Regions from separate parts of the Homo sapiens genome. Here region 1 is linked to region 2. A link is an interaction called in ENCODE POLR2A ChIA-PET data of the cell type or tissue named here. Cell type or tissue: Panc1. All regions are shown on one strand. Links, peaks and the distances in the headings refer to the core of each region. The heading gives the core; the rest is flanking DNA.

Region 1 (2,918 bases), core at 266-2,765, 480 kb before region 2:
GAAGGTAAACTCAGCCTGCGGGTTTCTAAGCCCTGAAGGCCACCAGGACTCGCAGGACCCCCTCTGTACATGTTCATGGCCCAGGAGTCCGGGAGGCACATCCGGCGAGGCTGGTTCCTGGGACTCAGGCAATATTCCCGATGAAGCTGATCAAATCGGATTTCAATCTCCCTCTGACGGTTCTCTCCATGGCCCTGTCGTATTGTTGGTCTGGAAACTATTTTTACAGGAGAAATTAACCATTTTAATGTCCTAAATCTATTTTCCTCATCAAGATTATATGTTGCACTGGAGTCGAAGTAAATCAAGGAAGAATACTTCGAGGGTGTCACTTTGCGCTCCTTCCAACTTGGATCTAACTTATGGATTTGGGGTCTGTTGACTTCAAGAAAAGCTTTTTCCAATTTTAAACCTGTCTTACGGCAAGAAACATCTAATACGTTCTTGCAATCTCTTAATGCCCCTGTCCCTTTCACAGGCTCAGAGCAGGGTATGAAGTTCTCCTTGGAGCTCCTCTGAGAACGTCTGGCTCCTTTGCAATATGTTTTGTTCATCCTGCTCTTATATCTGTGCCTCCTCCTGGAGTTCCAGTTTTGCATGATGAACGTTTTGGTGGAGATGATGCTTGATGGCTTTGTGCTCAACAGCCGGCTCATGGAGTGCAGCATCCCTGCGTACAGGTCACTGATGGTCACATTGCAAATGTCATCATCTTCAAAGGGCTGGCTGCTTAAGAAGCTGCTGCTACTGGTCTCTTGTAGGGAGAGGCTGTCATTTCTAGGTACTAAGGCCATGTCTGTGGAGGAAGGATGCAAAGGATCCCATTCTCTGGGAGATGAAGCTGGTTTCGCTGGGTCACCAGGACTCTTTCTGGAGATACGACTGCAGTATCCTGGGAGAAAAGATACACATAAAGTAAAGGTGTGTTACCATTCTAAACCATCCATGTGCACAGATGACAGAACTTAAGATTGGATCAGGACTATGTTTTTTTAAGCAATAGCAAAAACAAAAACACCACAAATGTGTAGGAGTAGACTCTTCTCAGAGATATTTTTTGGTATCAAAATTTGATTTCTACTCTCCATCGTACATTTCCCAAAGGTGTCTTCCTTTCCCTCTAGGCTGTTTAGAAGATGGATGCCTTTTCAAAAGCTAATTAGAAACTGAAAAATGACAACACTGTTTACCTACATGGATGGGAAGGGGTGTAAGACTTCTAAACAAACCTCTTCATATAGCTTTGACTTTTGCATCATGTAAATGTTTCCTATATTTAAAAAAAAAAAACCAACAGTGATGGGAAAAAACCATAAAATTGAACACAAACAAAAAAAAAATCTGTATGTTAAATTGATAAAGAGAAAAAAAAAGAGTCCAAATACTCTGAGTGTCTGCCTCTTAAAGAGATATTGTCTAAGGATAAAAAGAGCTGCTTGGAAATTTTCAAGCTTATTTAGTAGATGGTTGTGAAGAGTGGTAGCAGGTGCTGCAATGCTAGAGTTATTTTATGCTGTACAATTGACCAGATGAGCACGTGTTAACTCACTGCGGCTGGTGAGAACTGGGAGAGGCAGATATGGCATCAGGGCAGGGGTGAAGAAGTGCTCAAAAACGCATGTCGTTGCACTACACGACACAAAAGCCAGCCTGAAAGGGGCTCCCTGACAGCTAAATCTGGGGTTACTTGAGCGTCAAATTGCATACCGGCAATGGATTATAACATGTGAATCAAAGAACAAAAAGACTCCATGAATTCCTACTGATCCTAAAAAATAAAAATAAAATAAATCAAAGCATGAGAGGGAACTACAGGAAGCAAAAAAAAGAACCAGAGGGGAGATAGCTCTTTTGAGCAGAATAATGCCAACTGACGTGTGCCAAGGAACGGCAGAGACAGAAACAACCTGGGCGGGGACCTCCACCCAGGCGATCCGCATTGCTGGCTTCTAAGTCACTGGGTGAGAAGCTTTTAGAGAAAAGGTTCCTAGGAGATCTCAAAGAATCACACATAGATGACTCCAGGGAAAAAGGGCCTGTCGCAATGAGAAACATCGAAGTAAGGTCTTACCTTAACTCAATGACCAGCCTAAAAGTCACCAAGAATGGGACAGACTGACCAAATGTTCTGAGAGGACACGTCATCCCTGTAGTAATTTTGCCAAAAATGTTTAACGTGAACCTAACCACGAGGAAGCAATCAGGTCCAAATTCAGGGACATTCTGCAAAATTACTGGCCTGTGCTATTCAAGAAAGGCAATAATATGAAAGGTGACCATGAGGGAGAAAATGCCAAGGAGCCGCTCTTGATGGAGGGAGACTAAACGCAACGGTGGTACCAGCCTGAGTGGGTCCGGAAACGATCAGGCAAACCAGAAAGGCTGCAAAGGACGTCACTGGCACAATGGGTAGAACAGTACCGCATCAATGTTCAATTTCTGGCCTGTGTTAAGCGTACTGTAGTCATAAAGGAGAATTAGCCGATTTTTGGAGGTATGTGTGAGGCATTTAGGGATAAATGCATACACAAATGCAAATAAATACACACTGTGTGTGCACGTGTGTGGCAGGGGGTGATAACGCAGATATGACAACATGTTAATTGTGAAACAAGTGAAGGGTGTTCACTGTACTAGTCCTGTGCTTCTGGAGATGCAAAACTTTTCAAGCTAGTAAACTGGAATAAAGAGCAGACGTGGAGGAGAAAACAGCTCATTTTGAAACATCTTAATCTTCCAGTGAAATCCAAGTATATCTCTAACAAGTTATGTTGATGAAACACACCAGGAAATGATGGCGTGGCCAGTATGAGCAGCTCTGAGGGGCCACGCAGCTCCAACAAAAGTGAAGGAAACACGCACTGTTCATACAGTTTCTATGTCACACTCACCGGGGGCAGGCACGGCAGGTGAGGCCA
Region 2 (2,918 bases), core at 142-2,641:
AGAAATTCACACACACACAAAATTTTGTGGTAGGAAATTTTTAATAGACCAAAAGTTTTCCTTTGCAAGTCAAGGAATGTATAGAAAACTTTAAGAAGCATAGAAAATTTGGATAATAATATGGCCAACTAGGGCATAACCTAAAAACAAATTTAGAGCCTCAAAACAAAAAAAAAATGTACCTTCTTTTCAAGCAACTAAAGAATATTTTCAAAAGTGACTATTAAACAGAGCATAAGAACATCTAGTATTACAAAAAAAAGGCCTCATTGTATAGGATGTTTTATAAACTTTGCAATTAAATTATAAATTATAGCTAAAATTTAAGCAAAACAAAGCAAAAATAATTTGCAAAACTTTAAACACATTCCTAAACAATTCTGACAAGGGAGAAGAGCTTAATTCCTTATGAATGCTAAAGCTCTAAATCTTTGTCGCAATTTCAGTGCCCCAAGACCATTCAATTCCATCCTTAAGGTGGGACAGTGCATTCATGAAAATCATGTTTTCAAGGACTCAGAAATGGCAATGGGAAATGCTGAAATGAAAGCTTAAGCGCAAAAACAGACTATGGAACAATATGGAGCATATACGCCTAATATTTTTTTAAAGGAAATGAACCAAATTGTCAACAGATACTCTGTGAGGCAAAATTATAAGTGATTTTAATTTGCTTCTATTTTGTGTTATTTTCAAATTTGGGGCCATAAATATGTAGTTATACAATAAAGGAACAATAAATATGTTTTAAGAAAAATATTAAAAATTATAATTAAGTCCTTGAATGCACCGGATCGACCTAGGACACCAGGTGCCATGGCTTGGGTGGGGATCAGCTGCCCCATCACTCCAACCATGGAGCCCAGAGCCTGCTCAGGTGTGTCTTGTCGGGTGTCTCGTTCAGGTGCAGCCTGCTTGCCCCTTAAGGGCCCACCTTCTGCTCATTGGTTACTTATAACTTCATCAGTCTGTGACTTTGAAGACTGCTTCCTTCTTAGCAATTCAGACAAAATTAGCATTTCTCTTCTTCCAAACTTGTATCTGGACTGAAACCAAATTAACCTGTGAAGATTTGCAAACAAAGGCCATTTGTTTGGAAATGACCCTGGATGAACTTTTTTTCTTTTATAGACAGGGACTCACTATGTTGCCCAGACTGGTCTTGAATTCCTGGGCTCATATGATCCCACCTCAGCCTCCTGAGTAGCTGGGATTACAGGCATGAGCCATTGCACACAGCATGGTGCTTCAACAGCTCGCAAGCATGTTTCATTGGAGAATCCTGCCTTCTCTCTCTGCCTCCCCCTCCACCCACAATAATGTGAACGGTGCTGGGGTAGAAAAGCCCTGGGTGCAGGCCTGGTGTGGTGGCTCACGCCTGTCATTCCAGCACTTTGGGAGGCCAAGGCCAGTGGATTGCTTGAGGTCGGGAGTTTGAGACTAGCCTGACCAACATGGTAAAACCCCATCTCTACTAAAAATACAAAAAAAAAAAAAAAAGTTGCTGGGTGTGGTGGTCAGTGCCTGTAATCCCAGCTACTTGGGAGGCTGAGGCAGAAGAATCGCTTGAACCTAGGAGGTTCAGGTTGCAGTGAGCCAAGATCATGCCACTGCACTCCAGCCTGAGTGACAGAGTGAGACCGTGTCTCAAAAAAAGGAAAAAAAAAAAAAAAAGGCCCTGGGTGCAGAGTGCAGGAATAAGGATGATGCTAGGGAATGAAGTCACATTCTCCATCCTGTCAACTAAATTAAATGATAAACAGGAGAGAGGAGAGCCTTCCACATGAAGGAAGAGCCTGAGAACAAGAGCACCTGATGCTCAAAGACCATGAGCATGAAGGGCAGGGGGCACGACGAAGCCAGGGGGATGTGGTGTCTCACCACGTGTGGTTTTGGGTCTGTGCAAATGATATGGTCCTTTGACTTAGGGGCAATGAGAACCTACTGAAACATTTTAAGCAAAAGGTGACACGATCGGACAAGGTTAGAAAAATGAACAGATCATCCTGGCTAACACGGTGAAACCCCATCTCTACTAAAAATACAAAAAATTAGCCGGGCGTGGTAGCACATGCTGTAGTCCCAGCTACTCTGGAGGCTGAGGCAGGAGAATGGTTTGAAACCAGGAGGCGGAGGTTGCAGTGAGCAGAGATCATGCCACTGCACTCCAGCCTGGGTGACAGAGCAAGACTCCATCTCAGAAAAAAAAAGAAAAATGAACATGGCTACAGAAGGGATAGCAAATAAGATATAGAGGGGATGAGACTGGAAATGGAGCTGCCAGCGAGGGCACCTGATGGAGTGGTGAAGGTGGCATTAAAGAAAAGTGAACAGATCTAGAAGATAAAGATCATGCAGTGCATCTCAATTGGGGGTGACTGAACCCTCCAGATTCTGGAGAAATTTTTGGTTGTCACAACCAGAGAGAAGTGCTGCTGGCACTTGGTAGGTAGAGGCCAGGGGAGCCGTTCAACACACCTGCAATGCACAGACCATCCCCACCAATTATCAGGACCAAAATCACAATAGTGTTGCCCGTGAGGATCCTTGGAGGTGGAAACTGGATGCCAGGACAGTCCCATTTCCTGGCATGTGTAGAGGGTCAATGATGATGCCAGTCACTGCCAGAGAAGATCAAGTGTGCAAGGAAGGCCACGGGGTATGAGTGTCTCTGATTTTACTCTCATAAAAGCAAGCCTGGGGGAAAATGGTGAAATTGGAAGATGTTGATAAAAGATGTTTTAATAAAGATGCAAAGTCTACATTAAGAAAAATATCGAGCCAGAACTCCTTACACAGGACTTTCCTACCTGTGTGCTGTGTATATTAACAAGTGCGCTCTGGAGGGAGGGGCACTGGGGACCTGCAGAGGGCTGGACTCAGCCGGGGAACCCCCAAGGCAGTGGACCTGGTATTCC

Evidence for each region. Peaks named below come from ENCODE experiments on the same cell type or tissue, not always from the same donor. Only the 100,000 strongest peaks of a DNase experiment are listed, where the experiment ranks them.
Region 1: POLR2A ChIA-PET joins it to region 2 with 5 read pairs; 1 of 35 experiments calls an interaction of 5 or more read pairs at or near these places.

The regions. Positions count from the first base shown.
Region 1 is chr2:233,841,314-233,844,231 of GRCh38, forward strand. HJURP (Holliday junction recognition protein) reads right to left here. Exons shown (of 9, transcript NM_018410.5): 7 at 2,892-2,918; 8 at 1-892. Among named protein-coding and RNA genes, the nearest start is that of HJURP, 12 kb to the right of the region's middle. In Panc1, for the core only: no CTCF peak of the experiment used is centred there; no DNase peak of the experiment used is centred there; H3K27ac peaks cover 162 bases.
Region 2 is chr2:234,325,722-234,328,639 of GRCh38, forward strand. No RefSeq gene overlaps it. Among named protein-coding and RNA genes, the nearest start is that of LINC01891, 130 kb to the right of the region's middle. In Panc1, for the core only: no CTCF peak of the experiment used is centred there; no DNase peak of the experiment used is centred there; H3K27ac peaks cover 1,065 bases.